2 separate regions of the Homo sapiens genome follow, and region 1 is linked to region 2. The links are chromatin contacts, found by Hi-C in ENCODE. All regions are on one chromosome and are shown on one strand. Each heading gives the region's core, a stretch centred on a gene start or an enhancer-like site at or near the end of the contact. The rest is flanking DNA. Distances are from core to core; before and after follow the strand shown.

What was found. Hi-C counts contacts between places; a loop is a spot of excess contacts on that map. Pooled maps may share reads with other maps.
Region 1: a map of gastrocnemius medialis shows a loop between it and region 2 (6-fold over the local background). The contact joins the promoter of IFT52 here to the promoter of TOMM34 in region 2. A Hi-C loop is called at or near these places in 2 of 168 maps with a recorded cell type or tissue (ascending aorta and gastrocnemius medialis) and 10 of 50 pooled maps.

The regions. Positions count from the first base shown.
Region 1 is chr20:43,589,036-43,592,354 of GRCh38, forward strand. IFT52 (intraflagellar transport 52) reads left to right here and starts at 1,902. Exons shown (of 14, transcript NM_016004.5): 1 at 1,902-2,019. RefSeq lists an enhancer at 2,024-2,093.
Region 2 is chr20:44,959,147-44,962,507 of GRCh38, forward strand. It overlaps TOMM34 (translocase of outer mitochondrial membrane 34), which reads right to left and starts at 1,251. Exons shown (of 7, transcript NM_006809.5): 1 at 1,061-1,251. The coding sequence starts at 1,187. LOC124904912 (a long non-coding RNA gene) reads left to right here. Exons shown (of 2, transcript XR_007067599.1): 2 at 1-391. RefSeq lists enhancers at 180-269, 1,050-1,099, 1,110-1,199 and a silencer at 1,430-1,509.

The DNA.
Region 1 (3,319 bases), core at 652-3,151, 1.4 Mb before region 2:
TCCACCTGCCTTGGCCTCCCAAAGTGCTGGGATTACAGGCGTGGGCCACTGCACCCGGCCAAAACTCTTACTCTTTCTGCAATCTCTAACAGTGGGAGAAATGCTCTGGGCAGGTGCTGTAGCAAACACTGACTGCATATCAGGCAGAAAGATCCCAAGATTTGTCCCAGCCTTCAAATGGGACGGCCTACTCTCTCTTCAGTGAGAATACTTCATTTCCATTATTACCCTAACTGCAAACTGTATTCACCCAATTCTGCACCAAAATACAGCATCCCCAAGAAGAGAACTTTTTTTTTTTAAGAGACAGAGTCTCACTCTGTTGCCCAGGCTGGGGTGCAGTGGAGCGATCATGGCTCACTGCAGCCCGAACTCCTGGGTTCCAGCGATCTTCCCACCTCAGCCTCCCAAGTAGCTAAGACTACAGGTGTGTGCCACCATGCCTGGCTAATTTTCTTTTTTTATTTATTATTACTATTATTATTGGAGAGAAAAGGTGTTACTGTTACCCAGGTCCCAGACTCCTGGCCTCAAGCAGTCCTCCCACCTTGGCCTCCCAAAATGCTGGGATTACAGGCAGAAGCCACTTCATCTGACCAAAGAGAATTCTCAAATCACCCTGTTCTCCACTTTCTTTTTGAGACAAGGTCTCACTGTGTTGCCTAGGCTAGAGTGCGGCGGCACCATGACGGCTCACTGCAGCCTCAACCTCCTAGGATCAATCAATCAATCCTCCCACCTCAGTCTCCCAAGCAGCTGGGACTACAGGCGCGCGCCACCACGCCCAGGTAATTTTTCCTATTTTTAGTAGATACCGGGTTTCGCCATGTTGCCTAGGCTGGCCTCAAACTCCTGGGCTAAAGAGATCCACCTGCCTCGGCCTCCCAAAGTGCTGGGATTACAGGAGAGAGCCGCTGCGCCCGGCCCGTCTCCACTTTTAAAATTTCCAGTGACAGAAATTGTGGAAAGCAACACGAGTTGTATGTGTTTTAATATCCTAGATTCGAAGACAAACATAAATGTAAATAAAAACTGTCAGAGCTCTCTGCAATCTTCAGTTTGGGTCTTCCAGGCTGCTGCAGCGTTGTTCACAAATCCACACACCTCTAAAGGCAGGCACAGAGCGCTTTCCTGGGTAGTCGGGTGGCCTGTTGGTAGTTGCAGGCTTCTGGTTTCCCATCTTAATGGCGATGGCAGGGCAACCTGTATTGGTGGTGCTTTTGCACAAGCAGTTCTTTCTGCCGGGAACGCCCTTCCCCAGCCTTTGCCTTAATGAATACCACTCTCTCTTCAAATCTCTGCTCAACAGGGGCGCCTTTTTGACCAGCTTAGTCGTTAGACTCCCTAATACAGTTCATAGTTTTCACATTTTTGTAGAATCTATTCAAGTTCTAACTCCCCGCCATGCTCGCCGGCGCTCAAGCCTAGTACCATGGCAAGCAAAGATGCGGAGTTAATAAAACAGAATTATACGGTTTATCATTCTCAACACTAAACCTGCGCACCCTTTTCCGTTAAGTAGTTCCTAATAGTCCAGCACAGCCTTCCGCCCGGCCCCGCCCTCGCCTGGCTCCACTCTGCTCCTGCGCTTTGGGAATCGAAGCTGGGGCGTTCTCCAACCCCCCCGCGCTGGAAGCCTTCACTATTCTCCTCCCTGTGGGTGGAGCGAAGTTTGGGCACTTGGGTCCTACCGTTGTTATTAGTCTTTACTCGTAATTGATACTAAAGAACAAAATTAAATGGGTTTATTTTTGGTGAAAAGTTAATTCTCCTTATGTTTGGATTTGCCCCTCATGCACCAAATGGTACAGCCCCACATCAGTCAGGCTGCCTACCCCTGACGCCTGCGACGGAGAGGCGCCTTCCGTGCTGTCGTCATCACGTCGGCCGGAGCTAGCGCTGCGTCCTGGGCCACGCCTCCCGGCGCACCGACGCGCCTCTCCGGTTACTAAGCGGCCTTGGATACCTGGCCGCGGGATGCTGGGCGGCGTCAGGTGAGCGGTGGTCGCTGGGCCTCAGGTAAAGGGCGCCAACAGTGGTGGGCCGGCTGGGGCGTTGGTGCGGCCTGGGAGCTGGCGAGGGACTCGCCGCACTCTTCGAGGCCGCTGGGCCGGTCATAGAACATCCAGGGTCCCCCGGGGTGAAGTAAACTGTGGGCGCGGACGTAGCCCGGGTTCCTGGCGCCCCGGCTGGGCGCCCATCTCCACGGCCTCGGGTGGTGCAGGTGTTTAGTCGTTCCGCTGACTATGAAAGAGCATGGGACGAGGAATCGTACAGTCTTAATCTCTCTTCTGTCGTGGCTGCGACCCCTCGGTATTCATGTGGGAAAATACTGATTTGACTGGTAATGTTATTGAAGAGAAAGCGAGAGAATGGTTTGGCAGCGTTACCCAAATATTTGTTATTTTTATAGTTTTAAAGGCCTTATACTATTATTAAGGAAATGCATTTCTGGCTAAGTCTGACAGTACAGGAACGCAGACCTGCTACTCTCACCAGGGGCTGAACTAACAGAACAAAAAAAGATAGATGTATCACGGTGGTGGGACCATGGAGGGGGCAGTTTTTCAACTGGACAAAATGATGTTAAAGTGCTTAAAGAAGGATAAATATGTGAAAGTAGCCAGGAAAATTCTAAAATTAATGCTAATAAGGGAGATTAGCTCTCCAGAACCACCAGATATTATAACATAAAGGTATAGCAATTAAACTAGCATAGAAGATGGGTGCAGCAGTGTGGGCCCGTAGTCCTGGCTACTTGGTAGGCTGAGGCGGCAGGATCCCTTGAGCCCAGGAGTCAGAGACCAGCATGGGTATCAAAAGGAAACCCTGTCTCTGAAAATAAATAAATTAATTTAAAAAGTTTGGGACTCAGCAGGAGCTTACAGGTAGATAAAATATATTAGAACTCAGAATAAGAGCGATTTATATATAGGGATTTATTATATAGGCGAGGTGGTACTGTATTTCAAATCAGCATTGAAGAGATGAATTGGGGTCAGGCAGCTTTTTTAGCAATTTAGAAAATAATTAAACCAGTCGAGCGAGGTGGCTCACACCTGTAATCCCAGCACTTTGGGAGGCCAAAGCGGGTGGATCACTTGAGGTCAGGAGTTCCAGACCAGCCTGGCCAACCTGGTGAAACACCGTCTCTACTATGGCGCGCGCCTGTAATCCCAGCTACTGGGGAGGCTGAGGCAGGAGAATTGCTTGAACTTGGGAGGCGGAGGTTGCAGCGAGCCGAGATTGCACCACTGCACTCCAGCCTGGGTGACAGAGCAAGACTATGCTTTGAAAAAGAAGGAAAAAAAAAAGGAAT
Region 2 (3,361 bases), core at 1-2,500:
GATCGTGTCTAAAATGTCTAGCACATGGTAAATCACTCAAGAGATGCTAGCCAAGAAAAGGAAAAAAAGGAAGGCGGCAAAGGGAAATAGGTACTGAACGGTGACTCACAGAAACCAGGATCCAAGGCTCCTTTCAAAAGTCAAGGCTTTAACCAATGAGGGTTTCTGATTAAGTCACCCTGGAGAAGGGGCTTTGGGCAAAGGTCTGCGGTATGCTGACGAAAGCTGGACGCTGGGAGAACTGGTAAGAATATGCTATTCTTCTGTTTCAAACTCTCCAGTAGCTTCCCATCCAGCAGCTTTCATGCCAAGCTTCCAGTTTGGCATGAAATCCGAACTCCTTAGCAGAGTTTACAACACCTCCACAATAAATAAGGGTCTGCCTTCCTAACTGACCTCATGTCTTCCTATTCCCTGCCCTGGCTCACTATGCTTTGACCCCTGAAACACACCATGTTTATATCGTCTTGGAGGGGGGGCCTTTCTCATTGCAGTTCACTTCAGGACCGAAAACCTTGTGCGCTTGGCTTCTCATCATTTAGACATCACCTCAAATATCACTTCTTTACAGATGTTGCCCTTGATCTCCCACTCCAGTCAACTCTATCACATCACCCTATTTGTCTTCTTCCTAACCCTGATTATCCCACAGGTCTCGTTTACTTACTGACTCGCTTAAGACTCACGTCCTCCCCACCGCCCCCACAAGAATGCGCTGTCCTTGAGAGAAGGGACTTTTTGTGTCTTGTTACACAGGCGGTATATAACAGCTACTCAACAAATACTAACTGAAAAATGAATTGCTGCGGGGGAGGAGGGTTTAGCTTTCTTCTCAGGGCTCAGAACGAGGCCTAAATAACTTAGGATGGGGGCCAACAGGGCAGTTAACAAGCAGGTGGAAAGAAAGGGCCGAGGAAGTTTCTGGTAGGATGCCGGAGTCGGAAGGGGCTGGAAGGGTGGGAGGGCCGGGCAGGACTGCTGGCCGCCGCGCGAGGCCCGGGCGGTGGTTGCGGGAGTTGGAGGAGCAGGCCCGGAGGTGAGATGGGGGCCGGGGTCGTACCTTGCGCCTGCAGCACCCGCAGCGCGCGGCCGTAGAGCGCGGAGGCCTCGGCGTACTGGCCGTTGCGGAAACTCTCATTGCCGGCGGCGCGGAGCTCCTCCACAGAGTCTGGGAATTTGGGGGCCATCCCGTGGCCAGGCCGGCGAGTTGGGAGCTCCTTCCTTCCTCCCCCGTGTGGTGCGGCACACCTTCCGGGCGCAAGCGCCGGCGGCGAATATCTCCGCCCAACAGCGAACCCGCGGCGAGGGGGCGGGGCCTGCGAGACCTGGAGGCCCGGAGCGTCCCGCCCTCTGCGCGTGCTCGGTTTGGAACTTAGGCTCCCTTGCACGCGGGGCGGCAGCATGCTCTGGGCTCCCTGAGTTGCTAGAACGCCGTGGATGACGCAGGGAAGGAGGCTGGCCCCGCTATCAGGGAGATTATGTCCTAGTGGGGTCCCCACAGGCAATTAACTGATAAGCAAACGAAGACTCTCATTTCATGTGATTAGTGCTGTAAGGAAAACAAAACAGGATAATGCAATGGAAAGTGACCACGTGTGGGCTATTTTAAATAAGGGGATGAAGGAAGGCCTTTCTCAGGGGGTAATAGTTGAGCTGAGACCAGACAAGATTTAGGGAATGCTGTTCCAGCCAGAGGGATGGTAAGTGCAAAGGTTCCAAGGCTAGAAAGTACCTGGTACCTAGTGCTCTATAGATATTTATTTAATAAATTAATGCACAGGTGGATTGATGGTGTCAAAGTCAACATATAGAGATGAATCTCTAAAGTTTAAATATTTTATTTGGCAATCAAGAATTGCAATTCAGGGCTTACACACAGACCAGGTTGTCTTTGGTATGTCAGAAGAACAAAGAGAAGGTTTGGAGATTTTTATAAAACAGAAATGTTACATATTGCTCTTCAAGGAAGTTTACAGGCACTAGTAAAGTGGGGGTTTATCAGCTTCTTGGGGAGCTGGCAAGCTTTGATTGGTAAGTGATAGTGGTGGATAAAACTCAGAATTGTAGCAGGCTGTTTCAGTAGCTATTAGATAAAACTGGTTTTAGGTTACAGCAGGCAGTTTTAGCAGCCAGGCTTGCAAAAAATTACTTTTTTGGAGCAATGTTATATGCCCTGAGTATTTGTTCCCCTGGCTTTTCAATTCTGTCTTAGTTGGATATGACAAGAATGACCCAATTCGTATGATCAGCTTTCAGAATGGATGAAGATCTTTCACAGAGTGTGACTTCAATTTATCTCCAGCCTCATCTGACGACTCTATGTCCCACGCATTGCTATCTACACACACTAAATTCTTGCTTCCTAGCCTTTGCTTGTTATCTCCTTCTCCTGGATTTTTTTTTCTAAATACTTTTTCTCCTGCCTAATCCTGAATTAACTTATAACATTCCATTCAAACATCATCTTCTCTGAAAGCCTTTCCTGCTTCCAGCCCCCTCCCCACCCCCCACTATGCTCCCTTTGCTCCCTATTGGTCTCTAGCTTTATCCCTAACTTTGCATTAGTCACCCTTTGATTGCCAGTTTGTAGTTTTCCTTAAACACTGCGAGGTCTTTAATGGCAGGAAGTGGGTCCTTTTTATCTTTGTTTATCCAAGACCCTAATAGGGTCTGGCATCCAATAAAAGTCATTGATTGATAAAGATCTAGTCTCTACCTTCAGGAATTCAGTTATAATGATCTGCATACACTTAACTCCACCAGACTATAAGCTTTCTGAGGGCTGGATGGCTGTTCCATCTGAAATGCTTCCCCTTGCCCTCTGCCCCGACCAAGGATGAACACTGACTGTGGTGGGAAAACCAGATGAGGCCCATGCTGCTGGCTGGCTACTCAGTGACTTCCATCTTTGCTTCCAGGAGCCTGAATTTTGCCTGAGACTCTCCCAGCCTGGGGAAGTGAATCAGGATTGCTCTAAGCCAATTAGAAAAATGTCATTTTCTCTTGCCAGTGATTCATCAAGGGATGCACATGTGATGCTGATCTGGGCAATGAGATAAAAGGGAGTCTGAGGCTGGTCGCAGTGGCTCACATCTGTAGTCCTAGCACTTTGGGAGGCCGAGGCGGGTGGATCACAAGGCAGGAAATCGAGACCATCCTGGCTAACACAGTGAAACCCCATCTCTACTAATAATACAAAAAATTAGCTGGGGTGGTGGCACGCACCTGTAGTCCCAGCTACTCAGGAGGCTGAGGCAGGAGAATAGCTTGAACCCGGGAGGTGGAGGTTGCAGTGAGCTGAGATTGCACTGCTGCACTCCAGCCTGGGCGACAGAGCAACACTCCGTCTCAAAAAAAAAAA